Regions from separate parts of the Homo sapiens genome. Here region 1 is linked to region 2. The links are chromatin loops, found by intact Hi-C in ENCODE. Cell type or tissue: ascending aorta. All regions are shown on one strand. Each heading gives the region's core, and the rest is flanking DNA. Links, peaks and the distances in the headings are about the cores only. Region 1 has its middle 130 kb from the start of MID1. Region 2 overlaps HCCS-DT (HCCS divergent transcript).

Evidence for each region. Hi-C counts contacts between places; a loop is a spot of excess contacts. Peaks named below come from ENCODE experiments on the same cell type or tissue, not always from the same donor. Only the 100,000 strongest peaks of a DNase experiment are listed, where the experiment ranks them.
Region 1: it touches region 2 in a loop (2.0-fold over the local background); 1 of 110 quality-filtered maps calls a loop at or near these places.

What each region holds. Positions count from the first base shown.
Region 1 is chrX:10,746,311-10,751,702 of GRCh38, forward strand. It overlaps a transcript of MID1 not described here. Among named protein-coding and RNA genes, the nearest start is that of MID1, 130 kb to the left of the region's middle. In ascending aorta, for the core only: no CTCF peak of the experiment used is centred there; a DNase peak (open chromatin) is centred at 3,051.
Region 2 is chrX:10,902,744-10,908,135 of GRCh38, forward strand. The region is part of intron 4 of HCCS-DT (HCCS divergent transcript); the gene reads right to left. All of the region lies in intron 1 of LOC124905244 (a long non-coding RNA gene), which reads left to right. Among named protein-coding and RNA genes, the nearest start is that of HCCS-DT, 210 kb to the right of the region's middle. In ascending aorta, for the core only: no CTCF peak of the experiment used is centred there; no DNase peak of the experiment used is centred there; H3K27ac peaks cover 684 bases.

The DNA.
Region 1 (5,392 bases), core at 149-5,148, 160 kb before region 2:
CTTGATACCTTATGGCCACACCCACTACCAATTTTTAGGCTTGTGCAAATCCAAAACCAAGATTTCTGGGAAATTCCAGTGGGTTTCTATTTCCAAGGTTGTTCAGCTCTCTGGAACATGCACATTCGACCATTGCCTTTTTGATTTTTGCCTGAAATTCTGCACCTTCAATTTCTATCCCAATAAAATCATTCACATACCTTAACTCACATTCCTGAGTTTAGGAGTCTTTTCTGAAGATTTTGGTCTGTCAAATTGCAGCCTTCCACCATTTTCCTAGCCACACACTCTGGTTTCCCATTATAGACTCCTTTGGGAATCCAAATTCTTCTTTTCTGTATGAGGCAGAGAAGAATTATCTTCTGTCCATCTAGGGGCAAAACCTGTTCCTCCACTTGTCTTATGCCCAGTGGTTTAGAAATGGATTTTTGTTGTTTGAACAGGCATTTTGGATCTCACAGTCCACTTTACTTTAATAAGTAAGTATTATTATTATTATATATATTACGATTATAATATATATTATGTATATTACTATTATAAAGTAGCTTAAAAGCTACTTTAATAAGTAGCTTATTAAAAATACTTCTCTAATGAGAATTCCGATACCTACAAAGGTAGTCACAAGTTTTCCATCACTCCACAGACAAGACAAAATTTACTAAATGAAAATAGCGTGAGTTGCTATGGAGAAGGTGAGAGGTGATGGAAAGAAGAAATGGCTTGGGAGAGAGTCGTGGTTGCACAGCCAACGCTGTTGATACCCAGCTACGCAGAGGGAGGGGAGCCATTGAAGGCTTTGGAACTTGGGAGTTTGGTGTTCAATTTATGTGTTAGTGGGGTCAGCATGAAGACAGGTTGAAGACTGGATGTGATGGGGGAGAGACTAGACGAAGGAAGAGCAGTCTGAGGCCATCATAATAGTTGAGGACAGAACTGATGAGGATTAGCATGACAGTGAGAGCTCATGCCGTGGCAGCTGGAAAATGAGTTCTATAGAAATCTATGAGTCAGAGGATTCAAAAACATTCACAGCTCATTTTCAATTCAAATATTTGTGAATTTCAAGGGAGAGCAACCCTTCCAAAGTTACAGCCTCATGTGCTCATTTAAGTGATACACACATTTTCTTAATCAGGGGAAGGGATATGAGTAATAAACTTAATCAATGATTGGTGATTTTTGAAATCAATTTTGAATATTATTTCACATGTTTTAATTTTTTAGAAGTCTATTTGGTTTGACTATTTGAGACAGTCATGAAAACTTTCTTAGGTCTTTTTGTGATCTCAAATTCATCTTTGTCGTAGCCTATTAATTTACTGCAGACATAACTTTCCATTTACCTAATAAATGACAATTTGTGTTGTGTGTTTTTAAAAATTTTCTCCTATGCCTTGAACTCATTTCTGAATGGAAGTCTTCCTATCTCATTAACTTCCCTGTTGTGTGTATTTAGAATCCACTCATTACGTGTTCCTTCTTTCCAACCCCAAATTTGTGAAAATTCTTTTATGAAAAGACATGCTTATGCATTTAAGATTACACATGCCTTCTAAAAATTCCTCACATTATATCTATGCTCCTTCAAAACCATAAGCTACAAACACTAGGTCTGATCATACAGGGGAAATAAGAGGGACTTCTTTTTCTTTCTTTCTTTCTTTTTTTTTTCTAGGCATGTCAATTTTCAATCTTCTGGGATCCATTTAGTGAGCTGGAGATGATAATGGTTCATGAGATGCTAGCAGCCCAAATCATTAGGAGCTTATATAGTCTTTCTGTCCTGGGACTAATATATTTTTGTTGACAACTGGCTCCAGCTTCTCCCACCCAGCTGGCCTTTCTCCTGTTTATTGTCCCTGGGGCCTCCCTCGAAGCAACCCTACTGTTCTCAGGCCCCAGCCCATCTAGCAGGCTGTCATGATGCTCAGACACAGAGTCAGCAGCAGCAGGGCTAGGTTCAATTCCCAGCACTCTTCCACAGGATAGAGAACAATTAAATGTGAAAACTCACCTTTGATTTATTAGGTATACTTTGTGGAGTCTGAAATGAAACAAGTCGAGATAGTTCAAGTCTACATTGCTCACATTAAAGATTTATATACAATTCCAACCAACTCAGGAAAAGGTCTGAGCTATAGATAACTGCATATTTATAGGTTGTTGATGTCTTTGCATTGAGGTAAACTTTTCTCTTAAGTTATATGAATTAACTGTAATGTTGGGTAGTCATCACCTGAGAAATTTATTGTTATGAATTAATCCGACCCCAAAAGCTAGGAGGAACTATAATCATTATGATAAAGTGATTGAATGGAAGACAAAATAGGGTTCAGGGAGATGTAAAACTAATTTCAAGGTTATCAATATACGCATTGGTGATTGTGTAGCATGTATGCGATGTCATCCCAAAGAAGAATAACTTAATCTACTGTGTGCAGTAGATAATGGGTTGTAAGCTAAACAGGGGTCTGACCTCTAGTACTTTAAACCCCATTAATTAAATCTGTGCCAGGGAAACCTAGGAAAGCATGTTAGTATCATGGATGGGGGGACACACACAAATGCTGTCATAAGGCAAGATAGTCTTTGGTACTGCTATTTTAAGGATCCCTTCTTTCTACTGCTTCTCTGCAGCCAGCTCTGGAATGATGTATATTTCTCATTTCTTCAGGGTATATTATTTCTGGAAGGTTCTAAGGTCATCCTTGTGCATAGCTGCACTGCATAGTGTGGAGTGCTTTGTATATCTTAATTGCCAGAAATGCCTTTGTTAATAGCCCACTATCTCCCTATCCTCTCTTCCAACATTGTCTGAAATTTCCATCAAGGAGGTTCTTCCCTGATATTTGACAAGACCTAAAAGAGTTTTGTTTCCAAGACACTCATAAACTGCAGACACTACATGGAAGAGTAAGGCACAAATGGGCCAAGCAGAGATGTCATCACTAGAAAGGAATGAGCCTGAGGAGAAGACCAGCACGTTGCTGCTCAAAATATAGCCCATGGACCAACAGCGTCAGCATCTCCTGGGAGCTTGGTAGAAACACAGAACCTCAAACCCCACCCTGCTGAGTCAGAGCATGCCTTTTACCAGGATGGTTTATGTGCACACGAAATTTAGTACTCACCTTGAAGAAAGAGGGGCAGCACTGTTAGGAACACAGATGGCCAGGCCAAGATGACACAAGAGATGATTGAAGATTGTATTAGGCTGCTTTTGCATTGCTATAAAGAAATACCTGAGGCTGGGTAACCTATAAAGACAAGAGGTTTGATTGGCTCATGGTCCTACAGGCTGTACAGAAAGCATGGTGCCGATGTCTGTTCAGCCTCTTGAGTGGCTTCAGGAAGCTTACAGTCATACGGAAAGCAAAGGGGAAGAAGCACGTCACTTGGCTAAAGCAGGAGTGAGAGTGAGAAAGTGAGAAAGAGGGAGAGGCAGGGAGATGCCACACACTTTTAAACAGTCAGCTCTTGAGAGAAGTCACTATCACAAGGACAGCACCAAAGAGATGGTGCTAAACCATTCATGAGAAGTCCACCCTCATGATCCAGTTGCCTCCAACCAGTCCCCACCTCCAATACTGGGGATTACAATCCAACATGAGATTTGGGCGGGGACACATATCCAAACTATATCAAAGATAAACAAGCTATTTTGCCAAAGACTCTTCTGGAGCAATATTCTACCCACTGGTTCCCAAAGCAGTTTGACCATCTGATTCATTGCTTACAACTATACATTTCAAGATCACACCCCGGAGATTCATATTTCACTGATCTGAGGAGGGGCCCAAGAACCTCCATTTTTTAGCAAGCACCTGGGTGATTTTCCTGTAACTGGCTGGTATTTGAATCTTCTACAGATTCAACTAGCTACTCTTCAGCCTCCTGAGTGGTCACAGAAGTTTTCATACTCTAATCTCTAATGTGAGCTTAGAAAAAAAAGACCTTGATATATAAAAATCAGAAGGAGATGAGTCGTGGAAGGAACTGCTGCTTGTTCTAAGCCACCATTATGAATTCCTGGCCATCCCAGGCATGGTGGCTCATGCCTGTAACCCCAGCCCTCTCGGAGGCTGAGGCAGGCAGATCACTTGAGGTCAGGAGTTTGAGACCAGCCTGGCCAACATGGTGAAACCCGTCTCTACTAAAAATACAAAAATTAGCTGGGCATGGTGGGACGTGCCTGTAATCCCAGCTACTTGGGAGGCTGAGGCACGAGAATTGCTGGAACCTGGGAGGAGGAGGTTGCAGTGAGCTGAGATCACGCCACTGCACTCCAGCCTGGGTGATGGAGTGAGACTCTGTCTCGAAAAATAAAAAATAAAAAATAAAAATAAAATAAAATAAAATAAATTCCCGGCCATCAATATCAGGATGTGGTTGCTGAGTAATCTAGTAACATTCTCAAGTCTACGGCCATTTTCAGACTTGCTACCCACGAAAATCTGAAGTTATAGACCTACATTTGGTGTTGCCCTGACTAGAGTAATCCAAGACAGCTGATGAGGTGTGAGTCTTTATTTAGAAGCATATTTGTGAACACGTTGAGGGGAAAATAAAACGATTTAGAATGTGGGGTGGGCAGAGGGTTGTGTCCTCAGTATCACAATAGTGCTTGATTCTGTTGTTGTGATCTTATCAGAAAATTATAAAAATATCTGGCCGGTTCTGGTGGCTCATTCCTATAATCCCAGCACTTTGGGAGGCTGAGACAGGCGGATCACTTGGGGTCAGGAGTTCGAAACCAGCTTGGCCAACATGGCAAAACCCCGTCTCTACCAAAAATACAAAAACTAGCTGGGCGTGTTGGCGCACCCCAGTAATTCCAGCTACTCGGGAGGCTGAGGTGGGAGAATCAATTGAACCCAGGAGGCGGAGATTGCAGTGAGCCGAGATTGCACCACTGCACTCCAGCCTGGGTGACAGAACAAGACTCCATCTCAAAAAAAAAAGAAAGAAAGAAAAAAGAAAATTATAAAAAATATCAATGTAGTGTACACTGTTTCACTTAGACATTTCTTAAAACAAGGGTCTTGGCCAGGCATGGTGGCTCATGCCTGTAATCCTAACACTTTGGGAGGTCGAGGTGGGCAGGTCACTTGCACACAGGAGTTCAAGACCAGCCTGGGCAACATGACAAAACCCTGTCTGTATGAAAAAATACAAAAATTAGCTGGGCATGCCTGTGGTCCCAGCTACTCAGGAGGCTGACATGGGAGGATCGCTTGAGCCCAAGAGGTTGAGCCTTCAGTGAGCTAAGATCATGCCACTGCACTACAGCCTGGGTGACAGAGGAGGAGACCTTGTCAACAACAATAACAACACCAATCAACCAAACCACAAAAGGGTCTTCATTGTCTGAAATAAAAAGGAAATTTCA
Region 2 (5,392 bases), core at 192-5,191:
AGAAGAGCAGCAATGTCAATGAGGAACAAAGGAGCAAAAAGGAGAGCCATTTCAAAGAAAAAATAAATAAGATTTTGGAAGAGAAAATGATCATTACAGAGAAATTGAGTCAAAGGACTCAAGTTCAGTGTGTGTAGATATGAAAATGTGGTTTCTCCATTAAATACAAATATAGGTGTTAAGATGAATAAAGGATATCCTGATATACCGAGGCCATCATTCTTCATGTAACTTTCCTCATTTGAAAGTAATATTCTTATGAATTTTCTATTCTTACATTAAGTCCAGCTGTAAACTAAGAGCAACCAAACAGGAGGTAGGATGATTCACTTTTTGAACAATATCACATGTAAACAATTCTGTAAAAAGCAATGCAATATGGATACAAGAGGCCTGAAATCAGAATCAATAAATCTGGGCTCCCCAGATGACCTAAGTGAAGCCTCACATGGCATTATTCACCACTCAGTTCACCTCACCACATTTCTTTTTCCTCCATGTGAAAAAAGTGGCTGACAAGTGAAGATTTCCTTAAATTGTAGTATTTTTAGAAATGCCAATTATATTAATGATATCCTCCTTATTAGTAATCTCCAAGTAGTTACATAATGTGCAGAATCATCTCAAGCACTAATTTTAAAGTAAATGAATATTGAGTGTCTCATATATGTCAGATCACTTTTCTGGGCACTGAGAATAAAGGGGTTTATAAAATAAAGTCCTTGTTCTTTTCCTCTTGGAGTTTACATTCTAATAGGGGAGACAGACAATAAACATATAAAGAAATAAATATGTAATAAATCATGTGGTAGTAAGTCCAATGAAGACAACTATGGCACTATAATAGGATTGAAAGTGATTGAGGTGTTATTTTTGATCAGTGAAGTGACATGTGAGGAGACTAGAAGGAAAGCAGGAAGCAGGGTATGCAATGTACTAGAGAAGACTATTCTGAGCAAAGGAAACAGCAGGTGCAATGGTCCTGGAAAGGAGGAGTGCTTGGCCCCTTAGGGAAACATCAGTGAGGCCAGGTGGCTGGAGCAGAATGAGTGACAGGGGAAGGAGAGGAAGTCAAAAGGGAGTAAGAGCCAGTTTATTAAGGGCTTTGTAGACCATGGAAAGGACTTCAGGATTTTCTCCCCAAATGTGATGGGAAGAAATTGAGAGTGTTTTGAGTAGACGATGACATAATCTGATTCAGTTTCCAGCAGTGGTTCTCAACCAGGAATAATTTTTGCACCCAGGGTACATTGGGGAATGAATGTCTGGAGACATTTTGGTTATCACAGCTGGGGAGATGTGCTCCTCGTCTCAAGTGAGCAGAGATTAGTGATGTTGTTAAACATCCTACAATGCAAAGGACAACCCCTTTCCCTTACCACTGCCCATTCCCACCACCAACACACACAGCAAAGAATTTTCTGGGCCAAAATGTCAACAGTGCCTGTTTACAAGATATCTCTACCATCGTGAAGAGAACAGACTGTGGTGGGGCCAGGGTAAAAGCGGGGTAAAAGTAGGAGTCAACTGCATTAGACTCAGGTGTCAGGGGTAGAGACTGGAAAGTGGTCAGATTGGGGATACACTGTGAAGACCACATTAATAGAATTTGTAGATAAATTTAGTATAAGAGATGACTCAAGAATGACTCCAAGTTTTCTGGCATGAACTACTGAGTTGAGGAATTTAGGGAGAGTAGCCAGTTTGGGAAGATATCAACAATTCATTTTTGAACATGTTAACCTTGAGAACTTGTTAGCTATCTAAGTGTAGATCTCAAGTAGCCATCTATAAATATAAATCTTAGAAACGTGAATCTAAAGTTACATGTTTGGCTGCAAAGATAAAGTTGAGAGTGGTATTGCAAAGGATTCTTAATTGCAGACAAGAGAATCCATTCTAGCCAGTTTAAATCAAAAGGGGATGTTACATAGTTCCAATAATCTCTGGGTAGGATGGAACAAGACCTGATGCTATTTGGTCAGAAACAATACAGTCAGGGTATACATCCAACCACACCATAGGAAAGTTCTGGTAAAAAACACCACTGTTGCTACTATCCACTATGACTTTAGGGACTGGAAATTGGAGATGTACTCAATTTGCCTCAGACCAAGCAGGTGTCTTAGCCTTCATGCTAGATAATCCTATCTCTCTTAGTTACAATTGGCCCAAATCTTGCACCTGGACATTTGATGTCACATGTCTCCACTCTAGCTATTAGAAAAACGTACAGTTTTAGCTTTGCAGTTTCTGTAATATTGGAAGGTGAACTAGAACAGTTTGGAATGAGTGTTGAATAAGTCAACTTGCTCTCTATCTGCCTCAAGAAGCCACTGGCATATAGACGGAATTTACAGTTAGGGTGTTTGATAAGGCCACGTGGGGAGAGAAGAACATTTAGTGGGACGAGCTCTTAGGCATCCCAACACTTGGATGTCCGGTAAGGAGACTGAAAAGAATCATGTAGTGACAGGAATGAGAACCAGGAAATTGTGATATCCTAGAAGCCAAACCAGGAGAGTGTTTCAAGGAATAAGTGATCAACTGTATTGAATGGTACTGTCAGATCAATTATGGGCAGATAATTAACCAGTGGATTTGAAAACACTGAGGTTATTCATAGTCTGACAAGAGACATTTCTGTGGAGTGATGGGGACAAAAGCCTGATTAGAATGGGTGCAGGAGAGATTGGGAGAGGGTGAAGTGGACACAGTGAGTATAAAAGAGACAGAGATATAGTCCTGCAAGTTGGAGGCGGAAATGGGGCTAAAGAAAGGTCTTTTTTTCAAATGGAAAATATTTAAAAATTAAATATTAAAAGAAAAGCATAACAGCCACATTTTAAAGCAATCCAACCAAGTTCTATATTTTAAATTTTCTATATTTTCTATATTTTAAATTCTCTTTCACAGAAATTGGTTTATGTCTTGGTCTTTGCCAATACTGTGCTTTTAAGCATCGCTCCTAATCATTTAGAAAGCCTCCATGGGGAATGCCAAGGGATTTCTGATGAGCAGCTCATTGCCCTCGGAGCCTTTTATATATATACACACACACACATATATACATATATATGTATATATATGTATAAAATACATGTATATATACATATATATGTATATATGTATAAAAAATCATTGCCAAGATCATCCTTTCACAACTGAGATCTCTGATCTTGTTCAAGCTTTTCCTAAAACATTTTTCATTTTTCTCTACTTTTAACAAATGAGCTTCATTAGAAAATACTACCCTTTGTTATCCATAAGAGGAGTTCACTTTAGAAAGTGGTAGAATATGAAGATCTTGCTGTAATAATATATCTCTCTTCATCTGCTGAAGCACAGCTACTATGAAAACAGAATGAGTAACTGCTTCCATTCAACACTCCCAGCTCTCCCTAAAGGGAACATGTCTGAAGAACTAAGTGATTTGGTCACCTTTAATACATTTTCATTTCCATAATATGCTCTTAACAATTCAAATGACACGTTTCTCCATTTAAGTCTCCCACTGGGCATCTCTATCTTCTCACAAACTGTTTTTAGTTATTATCATTGTATTGTCTATGGAGATTAGGTTTGCTGCTATGACAAATCAGGGGAGATTTTAAAGGATGACATTAATTTGACAATTTTAGGAGTATTTATTCATATTTTTAAATATCAAAAGGATTAGAACAGTCATTTGGTTTTTTCCTTATATATTTCATATTTTAACTTTTTGTCAGATACGAGGTTTGCAAATATTTTCTCCCATTATGTAAACTGCCTTTTAATTTTGTTGACTGTTTCCTTTGCTGTGCAGAAGCTTTTTAGTTTGATGTAGTCCCACTTGTTTATTTTTGCTTTTGTTGCTTGTGCTTTTGGTGTCCTACCCAAAAAACTAATTGCTAAAATCAATGTTAGGGAGCTTTTCCCCTGTTTCGTTTTCTAGGAATTTTATGGTTTCAGGTTTTACATTGAAGTAAACAATTTTTATGAATGGTGAAAAATAGGAACCCAATTTTGTTCTTTTGCATGTGAATATTTAGTTACCCACCACCATTTATTAGAAAGACTATCCTTTTCCCATTGTGTATTCTTGGCACTCTTGCCAAATATTAATTGACCATGTACGTGCAGACTTATTTCTGGGCTATATTCCTTTCTAGTGGTCTATGGGTCTGTTTTCATGACAGTACCATACTGTTTCGATTATTAAAGCTTTGTAATATAGTTTGAATTAAGAAGTGTGATGCCTCCTGCTTTCTTCTTCTTTCTCAAGATTGCCTTGGCTATTCTGGGTCTTTTGTGGTTCCATAGGAATTTCAGGATTTTTTTTTTTCTATTTCTGTGAAAAATGCCAATGGAATGTTTTTAGAGGTTGCAATGAGTCTAAACATCACTTTGGGTACTATGGTTATTTTAACAATACTAATTCTTCTGATCTGTGAGCACAGGATATCTTTCCATTTTTTGTGTGCCTTTAGTTTCTTTCATCAATGTGTTATAGTTTTCAGTGTACAGATCTTTCATCTCTTTGGTTAAATTTATTCCTAAGTATTTTATTGTCTTTGATGCTATTATAAATAGGATTGTTTTCTTTCTCTTTTAGATAATTCATTGTTAATGAATAAAAATGCAACTAATTTTTTGTACGTTGATTTTGTATTCTGCAACTTTATTGAATTCATTTATTAGTTCTAACAGTTTTTCTGGTGGAGTCTTTAGGGTTCTCTTGATATAAGATTGTGTCATCTTCAAACAGAGAAAATGTTACTTTTTCTGATTGGGATGTCTTTTATTTTTTTCTTGCTTAATTGCTCTGTCTAGGACTTCTAGTAGTATGTTGAATAGAAGTGGTGAGAGTGGGCATCCTTGTGTTGTTCCTGATCTTAGAGAAAAAGAATTCAGCTTCCCACTATTGAGTATAATGTTAGAGGTGGGCTTGTTATATATGACCTTTATTATGTTGAGGTATACATCTATACCCAACTTGTTGACAGCTTTTATTATGAAAAAATGTTGAATTTTGTTAAATGCTTTTTCTGCCTCTGTTGAGATGCTCATATGATTTTTATATTTCATTTTGCAAATGTGGTATATCACATTTATTGATTTACATGTCAAACTCTCCTTGCATCCCAGAGACAAATCTCACTTGATCATGGTATATAATCTTTTTGATGTGCTGTTGAATTTGGTTTACTAGTATTTGTGCATATTTTCAGTTCTTTTCAGTTTGCTGAGGTTTATTTTATGGCCCAGAATATGGTCTATTTAAATTCAATGTTCATCATACTTAGTGAATATTCATATGTTTCACTACAGAAATATTCATATGATTTATTTCTTGGGGCTTCCCTAGTCTTTAATGTGGGTGACACACAGTATATGTAGCATATAATAT